Regions from separate parts of the Mus musculus genome. Here region 2 is linked to region 1. Evidence: chromatin loops called from intact Hi-C (ENCODE). Cell type or tissue: heart. All regions are shown on one strand. Each heading gives the region's core, and the rest is flanking DNA. Links, peaks and the distances in the headings are about the cores only.

Evidence for each region. Hi-C counts contacts between places; a loop is a spot of excess contacts. Peaks named below come from ENCODE experiments on the same cell type or tissue, not always from the same donor. Only the 100,000 strongest peaks of a DNase experiment are listed, where the experiment ranks them.
Region 2: a loop joins it to region 1, with 6 times the contacts of the local background. A loop is called at or near these places in 23 of 42 quality-filtered maps.

The regions. Positions count from the first base shown.
Region 1 is chr8:64,614,007-64,622,550 of GRCm38, reverse strand. It overlaps Cpe (carboxypeptidase E), which reads left to right. Exons shown (of 9, transcript NM_013494.4): 2 at 3,004-3,200; 3 at 4,846-5,013. Among named protein-coding and RNA genes, the nearest start is that of Cpe, 75 kb to the left of the region's middle. In heart, for the core only: a CTCF peak has its summit at 3,765 (motif pointing left); no DNase peak of the experiment used is centred there; H3K27ac peaks cover 807 bases.
Region 2 is chr8:64,689,335-64,697,878 of GRCm38, reverse strand. Cpe (carboxypeptidase E) reads left to right here and starts at 4,770. Exons shown (of 9, transcript NM_013494.4): 1 at 4,770-5,236. The coding sequence starts at 4,930. In heart, for the core only: a CTCF peak has its summit at 4,797; a DNase peak (open chromatin) is centred at 4,818; H3K4me3 peaks cover 1,890 bases; H3K27ac peaks cover 1,130 bases; H3K27me3 peaks cover 354 bases.

The DNA of each region.
Region 1 (8,544 bases), core at 406-8,405:
CTATTACCTGGGCATGAAGGCTAAAGCCTGGGGTTTTTTTCTATTAGTAACTGACTTGCCTGGACTTACCTAGTTTTCAGGCCTAGTCTCCTTAACTGCCAACTTGAAGTCTGTCGTAGCAGCCTAACCTTCTCACTATAGTCTTTTCCTCCTCCCCTCTCTCTGCAACAGTTTTTCTGCTGCCCCAACCAGATGTTCTACACAGTAAAGGAAGGTGTCTGGTGCAGATGTTATATTCAGTAAGGTCTGGTGCAGATGTTATTCTCAGTAAGGGAAGGTGTCCGGTGCAGACGTCACACACAGTAAGGGACAGAGTTAAGGGTACGTTTTCACAGAAAGAAAAGTGAGTGATCTGAGGCCAGAAGTGAAGGGAACGTCTTTCACCTTCTCCTCTCCTCCCATGCCCCTTCACCAGTCCCTTGCAGGTAGTTTAGTTAGAGACTCTTCCTTAAAGTGAGTTGTGTATAAATAGCACTGACCCTCTTCCCGCCTGATCCTCAGATTAAGATTAGCATAAACTCAGGCGGAGAACACACAAGGACAGCCAAGAACAGACTTGCATGGGGAGCAGCCACTACAGTCAGAGGCTCTTGAATCGCAGGCAAAGAATATTTCAGTAATACATTTTGGGGATGCGGGGGAGACTGTGTTGTCTCTTAATCCTCAGAGGAGCAGTCTCACGATTTTATAAGTGAGAGCATCTTCTCCACTGAGGAAACTGAGGCAGTGATGCAGACAGGAGCAGAGGCGCAGGACTTGGGAGGACCACTTGTCTGCCATGCTCTAGAGCAACAGGACTCCTCCCAGAATGCCCCTGGGAGCGAGCGGTAGAAATGGGCAACTGCATTTCATTTCAAAGTCTTTCAGCAACACTTTCTCTCTTCAGGCTTCATTGGTGCTATCTTGATAACAGAAACAACCTCGCTCCTATTACACCGGGTAATTAGTTACAATGGATTAATAGGTTGTGTCTGACAAAGAATCTCACAGTGACAAGATAATGTAGCAGCCATCATGATACTGTTAGGAATAATGACAGCAAACTCAGGGCAGTTGCTATTTCCAGGTACAGGTATATGCAGCCATTGTTTCTTGTCTTCTCTACAGGGTACAACCTGTTGTTTTCTCTATTTTTAAGATGGGGAAGCAGAGAAAATGAGAGCTGAAATGACTTATAGAAGGTCAGCCAGTAAGAACTGGTACCAGGGTTTGATCCCACACAGTTTGTCTCCTTTTAATCTTTATGGATAGGGGCAGGGTGGGGGTGGGGAGAGAAGGGGAGAGGGGAAGAGAGTATAGAAAACTTTTATCTAGTGCAGAAGGCTAGGATTTGCATTCTGGTCTCACAGGTTGTCCAGTCAAGGTCAGGTGTCTTAAGCAGTGTGGATTTTAGCTCATCCATGTATAAATTAGAGATGGGTAACAATATTTATTTTTAAAATGTTTGCTGAGGATTATGTAAGGAAGCAAAGTATAGGCTATGACCTACCAGGGCACACAGTGTCTTATCAGTATTAGCATGTGGGCCTGGTTGGGCTGCCATAACAAAAGATTATACTCCACATAGGAAACGGTATCAGCTCACGACTCCAAGGCCAAGTTCTCAGCACAAAGCAGATTTCTTTGCTGCAGGGGACACAGGCCAGGGAATAAGAGACAAAGACAGGAGATAAAGGGTGAAGGAGAAGTCTGGGAAGGGAACCAGGGAGAGGGAGGAGGAGTATTTGTCTGGAGTAGGACTAAGGACGGCCTCTGGATAGAGAGGAGACAGATGCAGCACATAGGAAAATGGGTGTTAGAGTAAGGTGTATAATTTTAATTAGGCTTGTTAATTAGGTGAGCCAAAGGGATCTTTTGATTGATTGCTGGACTTCAATACTTTGATAAGTGAACCTTGGCAGTCAGCCTCAGGAGGAGTTGGCCAAATAAGGGAACAGACCTTGGTGGCTAGCTTTAGGAATGTAATCTAACAGTTTTTTAGCAAAGCAGAGGAGACTGGGGAGAAGGGCAAGCCCTGCCAGAGTCATGTTTGTGAGCTGGCTAGAGTCCCTTCACTCTGGGTGGTGTAAGTGATAGAGGTTACTCCCTCCGTGAGTCTTGGAGAAACGGAAGATGGAGGTGGAGCAGACACGGTTTGTGATCAACCCTCTCTTCCTGGCACACAGGTGCACTCCTCCGAAATGTGTTTGTTTTCACAGGCTCTTTCCTCATTGAGGAGAGAAGAATTCATGATTTTATCTTCCTGTTAGGATAACAGGCCTTATTGAGCAAGAATCTTGGGACTTCAGTGAACCTTAATTACTTCCTTGATGGAGGAAGGACCTCAAGCCTTCACACCAGAATTGTGTGTGGACACAGTTTTGCAAGAGGTGGTCAGCAGGGAGAGAGGACTGGAAGGATGGAGCCATTGGATGTTTGGGATAGTCGACCACCCCAGGCAGATTTCTCAGACTTCCTGTTTAGAGGGCAAAGAAGCGGTTGGTTATTCACAGTAACTTAGTAGATAAACAATACGTTTCGGCGCCTTCGCCTGGTTTCTGTGGGTATGATAAAGAGCATGACCAAAACTAGCTCCTGGGGCGAGGTGCTTTTTGGCTTGAACTTTCTCATGACTGTCCTTCATTAAAGGAAGCTGGGGCAGGAACTCAAGGCAGGAACATGGAGGCAGGCGCTGAAGCAGAGGCCATGGTCATGTGCAGCTTACTGGCTTGCATTCCACAGCTGCTAAGCCTGTTCACTTGTACTCTAGAGGACCGACTTCCCAGTGGTGGCACAGCTTCCAGAGAACTGGACTCCCTCACATCAACCTTTGGTCAAGGAAATGTCCTACAAATTTGCCTACAGGCCAGTCTTGCAGAAGCCGTTCTCAGTTAAGATTCTCTCTTCCCAGATATGTCTAGGTTTGTGTCAAGTTGATAAAAGTCAGCATAGCACGAGTGTCTTCTGCCTTCTTTTTGGTGTCACAGAAAGTGCCTCTTACTATGCATTCTTTTGGTCTTTTAGGTGAACCTGAATTTAAATACATTGGGAACATGCATGGTAATGAGGCGGTTGGACGGGAACTGCTTATTTTCTTGGCCCAGTACCTGTGTAACGAGTACCAGAAAGGCAATGAGACAATTGTCAACCTGATCCACAGCACCCGAATTCATATCATGCCCTCCTTGAACCCCGACGGCTTTGAGAAAGCCGCATCGCAGGTGAGTGCCCGGCACGGTGGGTGGCCTGCCTTCTTCGTCTTTCTGACATATTAATACGTGTGTACTTGTCAATCTGCGAAGCCATAGTAATGCTTAGGGTTCACCGAGTGTGAGAGAGACAGTCCAAAGTTTAGAATGTCCAGAGTGAGAGTTCTTCAGCAGAAGCTTTAGTGGGAAATCTAGTGAATAATTAAGACGTTAATAGTGTTTTGCTGAACTGTTAAACAAATGGCACTTCTCTATTCGTAGCTGTGGCTAGGCAAATTTGCCTTTAAGGCAGTGATTTTCACCCGGTGGGTCATGGTCCCCTTGGGAATGAGCCACCAGTTCATGAGCGTTGCCGAAGGCCATCGGGAAACACCGATATTTTCATTAGGATTCATAGTAGTAGCATGATTACAGTTGTGAAGTAGCAACAACAATGGCTTTTCGGTTGAGGGATCGCCACAACAAGAGGAACTGTATTAAACAGTCCCGGCATGGGCATGGGAGGGTTGAGAACCACAGTAAGTGGTGCCTACTGCAATGCCTGCAGCTGGGTGAACTGGCGTCCTTGCGCCCTCTGCTGGATTGAAGGAAGAATAACTTGCAATTGGGTCATTATTTTACAGAGGATTAATTGCTTTAATTGCTGGTTTTATGAAAGATCACTAAAGACACTGCATCCCTCTCTGCCGCTCCCAACTCTCGCAAAACCAAAACCAAACCAGACCCCCAAATTCTCAGGTTTACAATAAAAATAATTGTATACATTTTAAGCGTCAGGCTAAAAACTAATGGCTCTTTAAATTCAATTTAATTTTTTCTTTTTGAGACAGGGTTTCACTATGTAGCTCACGTGGCTTGGACTTGGTTTGTACACCAGGCTGGCCTTGAACTCACAAAGATCCTACTGCTTCTGTCTCTTGAGTGCTGACATTAAAGGCGTGCATGTATAATTATATCTTTACAGAGACAATATGTGGGCTTACATTTTGATTGGACAAGATTATGGACACTATAGTTGTTACATGTTCTGCTAATTGTGTAAAATGTAAAATTTTGATGCACGTTGTACAACAATTAAACATTATAAACACATTTATCTTTTCTCATGCTGATCATTTTATTATAAAGACATATAGAGTCCTTTCTCCAAGATTTTGAAGCGAAATACACTTTTTTAAAAAAAAAGAAACCCGTAAAAAGCATTGAAGTTATTAACACATAAGAGACTCATGTCCAATTCATCTTAAGTTCTTAGGATTATTTATTCGTTTGTAGATTTAAAAATCAGACTTCTGTGATCAACAGAGACAATGTTACTTGATGCTAATTGTTGGTGGTGTGATTTTTAAATAGGTCACCTACAATCAGTGAGTTTGTACCGACAAATCATTGAAATCTGCTAAACATCGCTTACATATAACTATCATTGATTTAAAACTATTATTCATGAAAACTATCTTTTTCCAAAATGCTTATAACAAATATTTTAAATTGGGCACCTTCATGAGTGTCCTGATAAAGTAGTGAACACAGCAGTACTGGGAGGATATTGCAATAGACAATCTCAGGAATTAGTTTTTGAGGGCAGTGATGGGGACGTTAAGAAGGTATTGACAGTACTAATAAGCAGTGGTGGTTTTTCTGTTGTCTCCTTTAGCCCGGCGAGCTGAAGGACTGGTTTGTGGGCCGCAGCAACGCCCAGGGAATAGATCTGAACCGTAACTTCCCAGACCTGGACAGGATCGTGTATGTTAATGAGAAAGAAGGCGGTCCTAACAATCACCTGCTGAAGAATCTGAAGAAAATTGTGGACCAAAATTCAAAGGTAGCATGTGTGTGGCTTTCCCGGGGTCTGCCGCATAGCTGGGGAAGTATGTTTCAGTGTCTTCGGTACAGTGAATGACACAGGAGTGACATGAATCGTTTTTGCTTTTGTTTTTGTTTTTTTTTCCTGTTTTCAAGACACGGTTTCTCTCTAGTCTTGGCTGTCCTGGAACTTACTCTGTAGTCCAGGCTGGCACTGAACTCAGAGATCTGCCTGCCTCTGCCCTCCTGTGTTGCTGGGCGTAGTATGTGCTATACATCTTGAGTTACGTTTGACTCAAGGCTAAGGCTGGAGCGGCTGGAGTCTGGGACTTTGCTTCACTCTGAGGACTAAGGATAAATTGTGAAAAAGGAAGGGGGCGGGGGAGCAGAAAACACAGCAGTGAGTCTTGCCTGGAGGAAGCCCTTTCCCCACCTGACCACCAAGTTCTGCAGGACTCCACAGTGTTGATCTTTGTCCTTTCCCTCTAAACCTTCTCCTGCAAAATTTCACATCACCTGCTGTCTTAGTGAGGGTTTTACAGCTGTAAACAGACCCCATGAGCAAGACAACTCTTATAAAGGACAACATTTAATTGGGGCTGGCTTACAGATTCAGAGGTTCAGTCCATTACCATCAAGGCAGGAGCATGGCAGAATCCAGGCAGGCATGGTGCAGCGGGAGCTGAGAGTTCTACAGCTTCATTTGAAGGCTGCTAAAAGTCTGGCTTCCAGGCAGCTACATGACTGTCGTAAAGCCCATGCCCACAGTGACACATCACTCCAACAAGGCCACTCCCACTCCAACAAGGCCACACCCACTCCAACAAGGCCACACCTTCAAATAGTGCCACTCCCTGGGTCAACAATAGTCAAACTATTATACCTACCTTTTCTATTGCCCCTCAACTCTGCTGAGTTTCTTTCCATACCCTGTCTGTCTTGGAGGAGACACAGCCTTCCTCCGGGTCCCTTGCATTCACCTACTTCCCAGTACTCATATCCTTGCCTGGCGTGTTCCCATCAGCTGTATTAAGAGCCCCTAAAATTCCACATCTCTAATTCCTTCCAGACCTCCAGGGAACGTCTGTTGTTCCGTTGCCCTTGCTCACAGGGTCCCCTTATCAGGTGGTACCTAGGACCCCAAGCTCAGCTTATCTAGAAAGAAGTGTTTCCCCTTAGAACAGTTTTTGTTTCCCTCATCCCTACCATCCCGTCTTTCACTTCCTATCTCTGTCGCTGCTCACAGCAGTTAGCCCTTATTTCCCAAAGACTTGACCTCCTGACCCCATTCATTTCCATCTCAGTTCCTGGCTTAGTTCAGCCCCATTGTCTTCTCTTCCTTCTTCTTGTTCTTTCTTTTTTTTTTTTTTTTTTAATTTCAATTTTTTTTGGAGATAGGGTCTTGCTACTTAGCCCAGGCTAGCCTTTGACATCCTTTTACTTCTATCCCCAAGTGCTGCTGCATCTGCCCTGTGGTGTCTGTTACTTCCAGGATGTTCTTAAGTGAGGTTTTGGAAAGTAGAATCTCATTATAGCTCCAAGACCCTTCAGACAGATGCCCTGTGGATGCTGTGGATGCTGGCTCTGGTGGTCATCTGCTCTAGTCATACCCCCAAGTGTACCATCTGCTAACAATACAGTGTTCACATTGGCTGCTGTTCTAATTGATTAGAATATTCTTCCCTTCCACTTTGAGTTACTTCCTCCACGTGACCTTCCCCTCTCGGACACAGCTCCTGTTTGATGTTCCTTGTGTTCTGCAGTGGGGGTGCTGTTCTTATAGAGCTGCATGTGTCTGACAGCATAGTCATTTATTTATAGGGTTGCTTGCTCTTTGACTTCAGACTTCAGTCCATTGCTTGTGATGATTCATAGCTGAGCCTGACACATAGTCAGCTGAGGGCCTCATATGAGTAAGTATACACAAGGCTCACCAGTGAATTGCTGTGTCTGAAGAATGAACCCAACGGAAATCAACAGCTGGAGTTCAGACAGGCATCCATCGTGTGCAGAGACACTGGGAGGGGCTGAGTGGGACAGAGGAGGGCAGTGTAATCATCTGTAAGGTATAAGATGAAAGGCAGGCCTTGGAGGCTGGCTCTGGTATTTGTCCACATACTTTCTCTAGTGCATGCATTCATGTCTTTAACTCTGAGAAAGGAGGAAAATAATTCCTGTTGCCCCTCTTAGAAAAACTGTGAGAATCTCTTCTTCATAGGAGGACTGATTGGCAACTTGGTGCACATGAGATTGTTTCCAGCCAGTATGGCTGTTTCCCTCTCTAGTTAAACCCAAGTCTTGCGTGCATGATTGCTCTATGGTGTTGGCATACAATTGCTTTGGGCAGTCTCATTAAGAGATGCCAATGGAACCTGGAGAGATGGCTTATTGGTGAAGAGCACTTGCTGCTCGTACAGAAGACCTGAGTTTGGTTCTGAGCGCCTATGTTGGGAAGATCACAATCACTGTAACACCAGTTCCACGGGATCTGGCGCCCTCTTTTAGCCTCTGGATGCACTTGCATTCATGGGCACATACTCACAGGCATACATAATTACAAATAAAAATAAATCTTAAAAAAGACATGCTAATGTACATTTAAAATGAGAGCTTTCATTTAAAATACCCATTGCTGCTTTTAAATGAAAGAAAATGTTACATAATTAAACTTTAATTCATTACTCAAGATAAGAGCAAGGTTTTTTGTTGTTCTTTGTTTTGTTTTTTGTTTTTTGTTTTTTGTTTTTCTTTTTTTTAAGACAGGGTTTCTCTGTGTAGCCCTGGCCGTTCTGGAACTCACTTTGTAGACCAGGCTGGCCTCGAACTCAAAGATCCACCTGCCTCTGCCTCTTGAGTGCTGGGATTAAAGGTGTGCACTGACAAGAGCAAGATTTATTTACTATAGTAAATCTTTAGTGGTTTGAATAATAATGGCCCTCGTGGACTCATGTATTTGAATACTTGCTTCTCAGTTGGTGAAACTGTTTGGGAATTAGGAGGTGTTAAAGGAGGATGTCCTATCCCTTCCCTGCTGATCATGGACTCTAACCCTCTGAAACTGTAAGACCCATGTAAACCATTTCTTCTATAAGTTGCTTTGGTGCCAAATCACAGCAATAGCAAAGTATCTAGTAAAAGGTAACTAATAATTCATGTCTGGTTCCCCTCCTTTACTTTTGACATTAAGAATAAAACAACATTTAGACTCAGAGCAAGTGATTCAATAATGGCCTACATAGTCTTCATTTTCAAGTTCCTATTTCTCACCATAGCATCTTTACCCCTCAAAAAGGGCTTTGCTTCTCAAGATTTATTTTGTTTTGTGTGCCAGGAATCATGGTTTAGGATGCAGAGTTCCTTGGATACAAATTCAGGGTCTGTGGATGACAGATGACAGGAAAAAAAAAATCCTATTTCCTTAGGAAGCCCTGCAGATATCACCGTGTTCCAGTGAGACACCATTAGGGACCAATACCGTCCTCATTTTTCAGACATTAGGAATAAAATTCTTCTCTCACTTTCCCAGTTTTACTCCTAAGTCATTTCTCAT
Region 2 (8,544 bases), core at 313-8,312, 75 kb before region 1:
TGATGAGAATAGATGGGAGGCTGAAAGTAGGGGTTGTGAGAATTTAAATGTGTGACAACAGACATCTAGAGGTGACATCACAAAGCAACACTGTCACTTTCAACTTCCTGTTTGTACAGATATTTTAAAATAGGGTCTGCGGGTTGAATTTAACTATGGGTATGCAAATGCATTAAAAACTTGGCATGCGAGATATTTTAGAATTCTACAGCCACGATGAAAAAGTGCATATGTGTAGCTACAGAGGACTAATGCCTGCCCTAGAAGAATGGATGCAGCTGACCCACGTGTAAAATAACCCAGAAATTATTTTATAAACACAGATGAAATGTTAATTTCTTTGGGTCAATGCCTTAGTCTACGTTTTGTGTTATCTCTCAGGTTTGTGGGAAATTATTTCAAACAGAAACCTTCCAGGACCATAGGAGTTTGGATTTGAAATAGACCTTAGCAAATGTTAACACATGCATCCTTATTTCTTCGAGCTTGTGTTGTGGTTGGAAGAGAAATGCCTCCGTAGTCTCAAGCCTTTGGACACTTGGTCCCCAGGAGGTGGCTCTGTCTGGGAGGGCTATGGAACCTTTGGGAAGTAGAACCTTGCCAGGGGACGTATGGCAGTGTGAGGGAGGTTTGAAAGCTCATAGTTTTGCCTCTCTTCTGGTTTTCTTTCTGCTTCTTGCATGTGGACGAACATGTGATGTCTCAGCTCCCTGCTCTGACCACCTCAGCTATCTGCAGTGTGCCTCCTCTGCTATGACGGACTCTCACTGTGGAACAGTAAGGTGGAATAAACTTTCTTCTGTAAATCTTTTCTGGACATACTATTGCATTACAGTAACAAGAAAATGAAATAATACAACATATTTGGCAGTCAAATATTAAAATTAGAAACCTCTGCCCTGCCTTGTTTGTATTTGACAGGGTCTCATGTAACCCAGGTTGGTTTCAAACTTGTTATAATATAGACTAGGCTGTAGCTCCCAGTTCTCCTGCCTTCACTCTTAAGTGCTGGAGTTACAGGCACTTGCTACCATACTTGGTTGGTTTCCTGGTTAAAATGAAGAACATTTAAAAAATTCTTTTAAAAAAAGACTTAAAAATTTTTTTATGTGTGTGTCTGCTATGTGGGTGCAAGTGCCCAAGGTAGGCAGGAGAGAATGTCACATTCCCTGGAGCTGAAGTGATAAGTGATCATATGCTGCTTGACATAGATGCTGGGAAACAAACTCAAGTCCTCTGGAGGAATAGGAAACACCCTTACCCTCTGTGCCAACTCTCCAGCCCCCCAAACCAGGAATGACTATTCTTAATGCCTGAAACCCACCCCAGACTCTGTGAATCATGAAAGCTTGAAAATACCTGTGTATAAAACATATTTTATTAATTTTCTGACATTTTCAAATAATGATTTAAGATTATTATTGTTATTATTGTTGTTGTTATTATTGTATACCTGTCCTGCCTACATGTATGTCTGTACATCATGTACCTGTCTGGTACTGGCAGAGACCAGAAGAGATCTCCTTAGACTATTCTTACAGACAATTGTGAGCAAGCCTGTGGATGCTAGGCATTGACCTGGGTTCTCTGGAAGAGCAACACGCCCTTAACTGGTGAACTAATGGTCCAGGTTCTCTTATACTCAAATACTAGAGGATGGATAGTCGAACCAACTTTTTTTCCTTTTACAGGTTAGGGCCGCAAACATCTAAGATGTCAAAGAACTTTTCAAGTAATAGTACATAGCTAGTATAATCCAACGTTTTTTCCTTTAAAGTAAAAAACAAAATAGAAAGTACCTCATGACCCTTAAAGGTGACATTTTAAAAGAATAGTCAGCCATGGAACAAGTTAGGACTTCAATGAGAGAGTATTGTTTGTGTGTGCAGTTACTAGTCAATATGCCCCAACCCAGCCACAAATTAGTGAGGTTGACTTAAATTACTAACATGAAATTCTTAACTCTATATTTTTGAAGTCATTGGTTTTAGCCGCTCTGTTTTCTTTTCTCTGGTTTCCCAAGGTTACTCTTTTGGAAATGCTTTTAGAAACCTAATTGTAACTCTGGATTCAGACTTCTGAACTAAGTAATCAAACACAGGCTGGTTAGAGTGGAAAGCATTGGGGTTTTTTTGTTGGTGTTTTTCATAAAGCTCTGTCTACTTTAAGGAGGAAGTTGGATGATGGCTGCCTCCCACCCCCCAAAAAAACCCCACCCCTCCCCAAATCTGTGGTAGCTTGTTAAAGCAGCACCTAACTATATTACAAGCTAGCACTTGGGAGGTTTGAGATAAGAGATCAGGAGTTACAGAGACAAAGTTTGGAGTTGAGACAAAAGGATGGACCATCTAGAGACTGCCATACCCGGGGATCCATCCCATAATCAGCCTCCAAACGCTGACACCATTGCATACACCAGTAAGATTTTGCTGAAAGGACCCTGATATAGCTGTCTCTTGTGAGGCTATGCCAGTGCCTGGCAAACAGAAGTGGATGCTCACAGTCAGCTATTGGATGGAACACAGGGCCCCCAAAGGAGGAGCTAGAGAAAGTACTCAAGAAGCTAAAGGGGCCTGCAACACTATAGGTGGAAAAACAATATAAACTAACCAGTGCCCTCAGAGCTTGTGTCTCTAGCTGCATATGTAGCAGAAGATGGCCTAGTCGGCCATCATTGGGAAGAGAGGCCCCTTGGTATTGCAAACTTTATATGCCCCAGTACAGAGGAACACCAGGGCCAAGAAGTGGAAGTGGGTGGGTAGGGAAGTGGGGGGAAGGGTATGGGGGACTTTTGGGATAGCATTTGAAGTGTAAATGAAGAAAATACCTAATAAAAATATATTTAAAAAAAGAGACCAGGAGTTCAAGGCTAGTCTCAGATACATAGTGAGTTTGACGTCAGCCGAGGCTACATGAGACCCTGTCTTAAGAAAAGCATCTGTGCTGCTGTGGGAGATGTAGACACACTGATTCCAGGCTAACCTCTCTGCCAGCACCTTGGCAGCCTGTCTATTTATACACCTTGATTTACTTGCTTGAGGGAGAGTCACACTATTTAGCTCAGGCTTGCCTCAAGTTCAAGATCTTCCTGCTTCAGGTGCTTGAATGCTGGGACTACAGGTGTGTACTACCATGACTTGATTTGTGCTCCTTTAAAATTGTATTTAGATGTGTGTATGTCCCCCCCAATTATTACTGTATATGTAGGGTGTCCAAGGAGGCCAGATATCAGATCCCTTGGAGCTGGAGATGCAGACAGCTGTGATCCTCTGGTTCTGAGTGTTGGAATTGAACTCAGGTACTCTGCAAGAGTATTATGTGTTCTTTACTGTGAAGCCATTTCTCCAGCCCCCGAGACAGTAATACTTATTTTATTTGTGAAATTCTCAAGATGAGCTGGATGCCTACAGTTGCTCCCCTTTTTGGTCTACGTTTGTTCCTGAATGTGTGACAGACAATTTTTGCCTGCCTTCTTCACTCAGTGCTGGTAACATTCTGTGCCTTAGTTATAGCACTCTGGTTGGTTAGGATTTCTCAGGGGTGGGAATGGGGTGGGTGAGGTGTGGGCGGCCATGTCTGTCACAGGTCAGCTTTCGGAGACAGGGGGACTTCTGAGAGCCACAGAGGCCATATGACGACCTGTTGTCTTGCTAATATCACTTTCTAAGCAGCTGGACTCCCTTTGTCCTCTAGCTGCTCCTGAGACCAAGGAGTCAGTAGGAGAAGGCACTTCCACTGTTTCAAACTTCAGTTAAAACAACAACAACAACAACAAACCAACAACAAACCTAATGAAACTATTATAGACCTGGATTCCTTTCCTTTCCAGGTGACAGATTTATTCAGGACAGGGTATTATTAGACAGCAGAGAAAGAGGCATCCGAGGGAAAATGTCCCTCATGAAACATTCCCCAGCTGGTCTTCATTCAGTCTTTCTTTTTGGTGGTCATACTCAATGATCACGTGTTCAGATCCGTGCTGATGTTACACCCAAATGGCAACCTTTGTAGAGTAACATCTGCTGCAGATGTTGCTCCAAAAACACAAGCCCTGCCCAAGGGTGCTCATTTAAGCCCATGATTTTATCCGTTTGCAGTCACTTTGTGAAAGGGATGACAATATATATCATTTGTCTGTATCGGATTTTTCTCTATTTCAGGATTGAATCAGAATGCCAAACGAAATCCTTTGTCTAATTCATGAGCAGAGTCTTTTTTTTTTTTTCCAGGATATCACAGAAGATGAGTGGTATAGGTCCTGCTTGTAAAGGACACCGTCTTATCCCATTTCTTTTTTTTTTTTCCCCCTAGAAAGGTTTTGGAGTGTGTCTGAATACAATTAAATGCAGGATCTGTAAATTGGTAGAAAGCACCTTTAAATCAAAACACAGTGTTCTGGCTTCTAGCCAGACCTTGCTGTAGATGAAATCGCATCCCTTAAGTTTCCACTATTGCAGTGATGTCCAGGCAAGCAGCGGGTTGTTTCTTACCCCCACCCCGCATTCTGATGCATCTAGGTGGAAATCAAAAGGCCCTGTTAACAACCCAAGAATGTGTTTTCTACAAGGATGATCTTGGGTCGTGGTTCCCTCTCATTAACAATAGCCTTCCTAAGTCAAGGTCTTAGCTGTCATTCCACCTGCGTGGTCCCTGGCGCCATTTGGCTTTTGACGTGGGTCTGAACCAAGAAATAAACCCAACATCCCTGGCGGCTGCTTCGCCTGTGCCTAGCCTCCTGGCTCCCGCTCCCCGGGGCGGGTAGTGCAGCGCGCAGAGCCGTCGCGTCGCCGCTGTCCTCTGGGTGGCCCCAGAGCGCACCGTTCATTGAGCGGTGGAAGGTGAGGCGAGAGGAGGCTGGTGCTGAGCTCGCCAACTCCACCCGGGCCCGGGCAGACAAAAGAGGCCGGCAGTGCAGCTCGCGGGGACGCGATGGCCGGGCGCGGAGGACGGGTGCTGCTGGCGCTGTGTGCCGCGCTGGTGGCCGGCGGGTGGCTGCTGACGGCTGAAGCCCAGGAGCCCGGGGCGCCAGCGGCTGGCATGAGGCGCCGCCGGCGGCTCCAGCAAGAGGACGGCATCTCCTTCGAGTACCACCGCTATCCAGAGCTGCGCGAGGCGCTGGTGTCCGTATGGCTGCAGTGCACCGCCATCAGCAGAATCTACACAGTGGGGCGCAGCTTCGAGGGCCGGGAGCTCCTGGTCATCGAGCTGTCTGACAACCCCGGGGTCCATGAGCCGGGTAAGTGCTCTGCCCGCTGCAGGGGCTCCGGGGACGGGAAGAAGGAGAGGTGGGCCCCAAGTTGCTTCCCGGTGGAGGATGCCTGGATGGAAGGTGGAAAGTGGGAAGGAAACGAGCACCAGCCTCTCCCTATCGTTCGCATCTCCGACCCGTTTTTTTTTGTTTTTTTGTTTTTTTTTTTTTTTTTTTTGTGAACATAGGCTAGAGGGGGGCTGGAGGCACGGGGACAGGAATAACAGGCAAGCAAATCCCAGAGCTGAGTCCCCGGTGCTCACCGTCACAGATGGGTCAAACTCTAAACAGAATAAAATTGTGAGTTCTCAGGAAGGCAAACACCTTCCCCTCAGACACGAGTGAAAAATAAGGTGCAGAAGGAGAGGAGCCAGGAAGGAGGTCTCAGAGGAGCCAGGAAAGAGGCTTTTATCATTTGAGAATTTCCAAAGGACCAGCTTATTGGGTGCTGCAGCTCTTCCTACCTTCCTCTGTGTTTGTGTGAGCGTTAGGTGCACTCTCTGGGGATGCTGGCGAATTTTAAAAAGGATATTGATGATCTAGATGTCGTGTGGTGTGCATATATGTAGATCTTCCTACCAGGATAGAAAAAGATGGTTTCTAACAGGCATACAGATTCTGAAACCATGCATGGCCTTACTAAGGGAAAACAACAGTACCCCCCCACCCCCACCCCTCCCCGCGTGCTTTAACCACTCTGAGATGACTAGTTCACGATTGATCACGTTTTATCTCCTGCAGTCATCTTGTTAGGCATTTTCCGTCAGAGTATGTTCAAGCACGTTTTGATTTGTATTAAAGGCTTAGTATTAAAAAGATATTTTAAGCAATGTTTTGGGATCTTTTTTGGGTTATGTTTATGCTCTTCAGAAAGAATTTGGTCCTGGCCTTTCTGTTGGTAATGAAGGCCTGGTTAAAGCGCCGGAATCAGTATGGAATGCTTTTGATTTCTCGAGGAAAACACAAAAGCCAGGCTAAAAATTCTCAGTGCAGGACAGGAGAAGTCTCCCTTCCTTCATCTCTCCCCGCCCCCTCCCCTTTTTTTCCTCCCTGGGTTTCTAGTTCATTAGATTGGCCTTGAATTTGTAGTCCAGGCTGGCCTCGAACTCCTGATCACTCAGCTTCTGAATCATCAAGTTGGGACTATGGATGTTTCCCACCATTCCCGACTTTTTCCTCTCTCCATTATTATTATTATTATTATTATTATTATTATTATTATTATTATTATTGTTATTGTTGTTGTTGTGATAGGATGCAATCCAGGAAGGCTGAGTAAGCCTCTGTCACTGAGCCCCGCATTCATTTGCCTGCATAGTTTTCCCAGTGGTACATAAGACGGAGAATGGATTAAATAAATGCTAATAGAGAAACTTTGATCTTAGAACATGGAGTGTATGGGTTAAGTCCTCGGAAAACATTTCTTGCCCATGACTAAGGTAAATGACAGGGTGGGAATGAATTTGCTAACGGCTTGGTATTAGGGTGAAAACCTTAAGACATTCATAAAGAGTTCCAGCAGGGCTCATCCTGGAAAGCGGAAACGATGGTTAGTGTTTGTACAGTCATTGGAAAATAAGGAGACAATGCTTACATGGACACTCACTTCCAGCCAAGCCACACAACAAGCTGGCCACTCCTGACAGTCCAGCTTGTATGATTCTGATGCTCAATCTCAGCCCTTTGTTCTGCTTGCTAGTAGAGTCTTCCTGTGGGCTTGTTGAATTATTTAAAGAAATTATGTGAAAGCCATGGTTTAACGTTATGTTGTCTTGTTTCAAACGTAAAGATAAATTGATATTATTGCAAGAATATGACGTGTTCTGAAAATGAAAACAAATTTTGGTTGAATATCTGGAGCACGGATCTGCAAATCTGGTTGAAAAAAATGATCACTTTTTAGAAAGTCCTTCAAAGTCCTTTTCGGGTGAGCAGATAAGAAGGCATATCTGTGTCTCTTCCGTGGTAGAAATGGGTACATTCAATGTTATTCCTTTGGCCATTTTGAAATCCTACACCTTCAAGATGAGCCAGCTTCTATGACTTATACACAGGTTGCTCCGGTGAATGGGAAATCTGGCACAAAGGTTATGGGACAGGAAGTGTCTGTGCCAACTCATGGAAAAGAATCCTAGGGACTCATAGATCAGGGACATTGACGAGTGCCGCCCCACAGGGGGCAGAAAATGCACAAATTCTGGAAATTTACAAACTCTAATGTTGCTCAGACCCCTTATGAAGCAGACTACCTACCTTAAGTAATTTCATCGCAGAAGTACCTTCGGGATTTGTTTGTAAAACCTTTATTATTTATTTATCCATGCATGCATGTGCTTCCGTGTATGCACATCATGGTGTGTGAAAGTCAAAGGTCAACTTTCAGAAGCTGGCTCTTTCTTCCACCCTGCAGGTCCTTGAAATAAAAGCCAGGCTGTCAGAGTTGGTACCTTTACGCACAGGCTCTGATGTAACACTCTGGATTCTGCTTTAAATTCACTGATTGAAAATTTCCATGAGACTTTTTTTTATATTCATTTTATTTTATTTTTTTTTTAGCATGAATAAAGAGTCAAGTTTGTTTTCCTAGCCTAGGTAATTTTTTTATGAACATCTGCCCAAATGCTGTGGACTGGGTGCAGATGAGTGGTGGAGTGCCCACTTAGGGCCTTGTGCTGGATCGTCAGGACAGAAAAAAAATACCGTTATTTGTAAGGATTTAGTCAGTGGATGTAATAGAGTCCTAACAAGACAACATATCCCCCAACAAGAGTGGCGGCAACAACTGAAAGCTTCCTTTGGTTAGATTAGCACGTTCTGGGCAGATACTTCTTAAAAACGGACAACGTTTTTCTAGCCAGAAGGAATTGACCTCTGTATTTGTTTGGTACAGTCTGTGGGCTGAACTTGAGGTCTCCCAAATAATTCCTTAGGTATTCACCGTTAGAATTCACGAACAGGGAAAAGGAGGGAGATGTCTCTGGGGAGACGGTTCCATAAGTAAAATGCTTGTTACCCAAGCATGACGCCCTGAACAGGATCCCTCAGAACTCATGGACAACACTGAGCAGAGCACAGTTGTAAGCCCAGTGCTGGTGATGCACTGATGGGGCACTTGGGGCTGGTGATGCACTGATGGGGCACTTGGGGCTGGTGATGCACTGATGGGACACTTAGGGCTGGAGCTGGCCGGCCAATTCAACTGATCTGACAAGCCCCGGGTTCAGCAAGACACCCTGTATCAAAGACTCGGGTTTGGAATGATTGAGCAAGGTACCTAATGTTGGCTTCGTACCCTC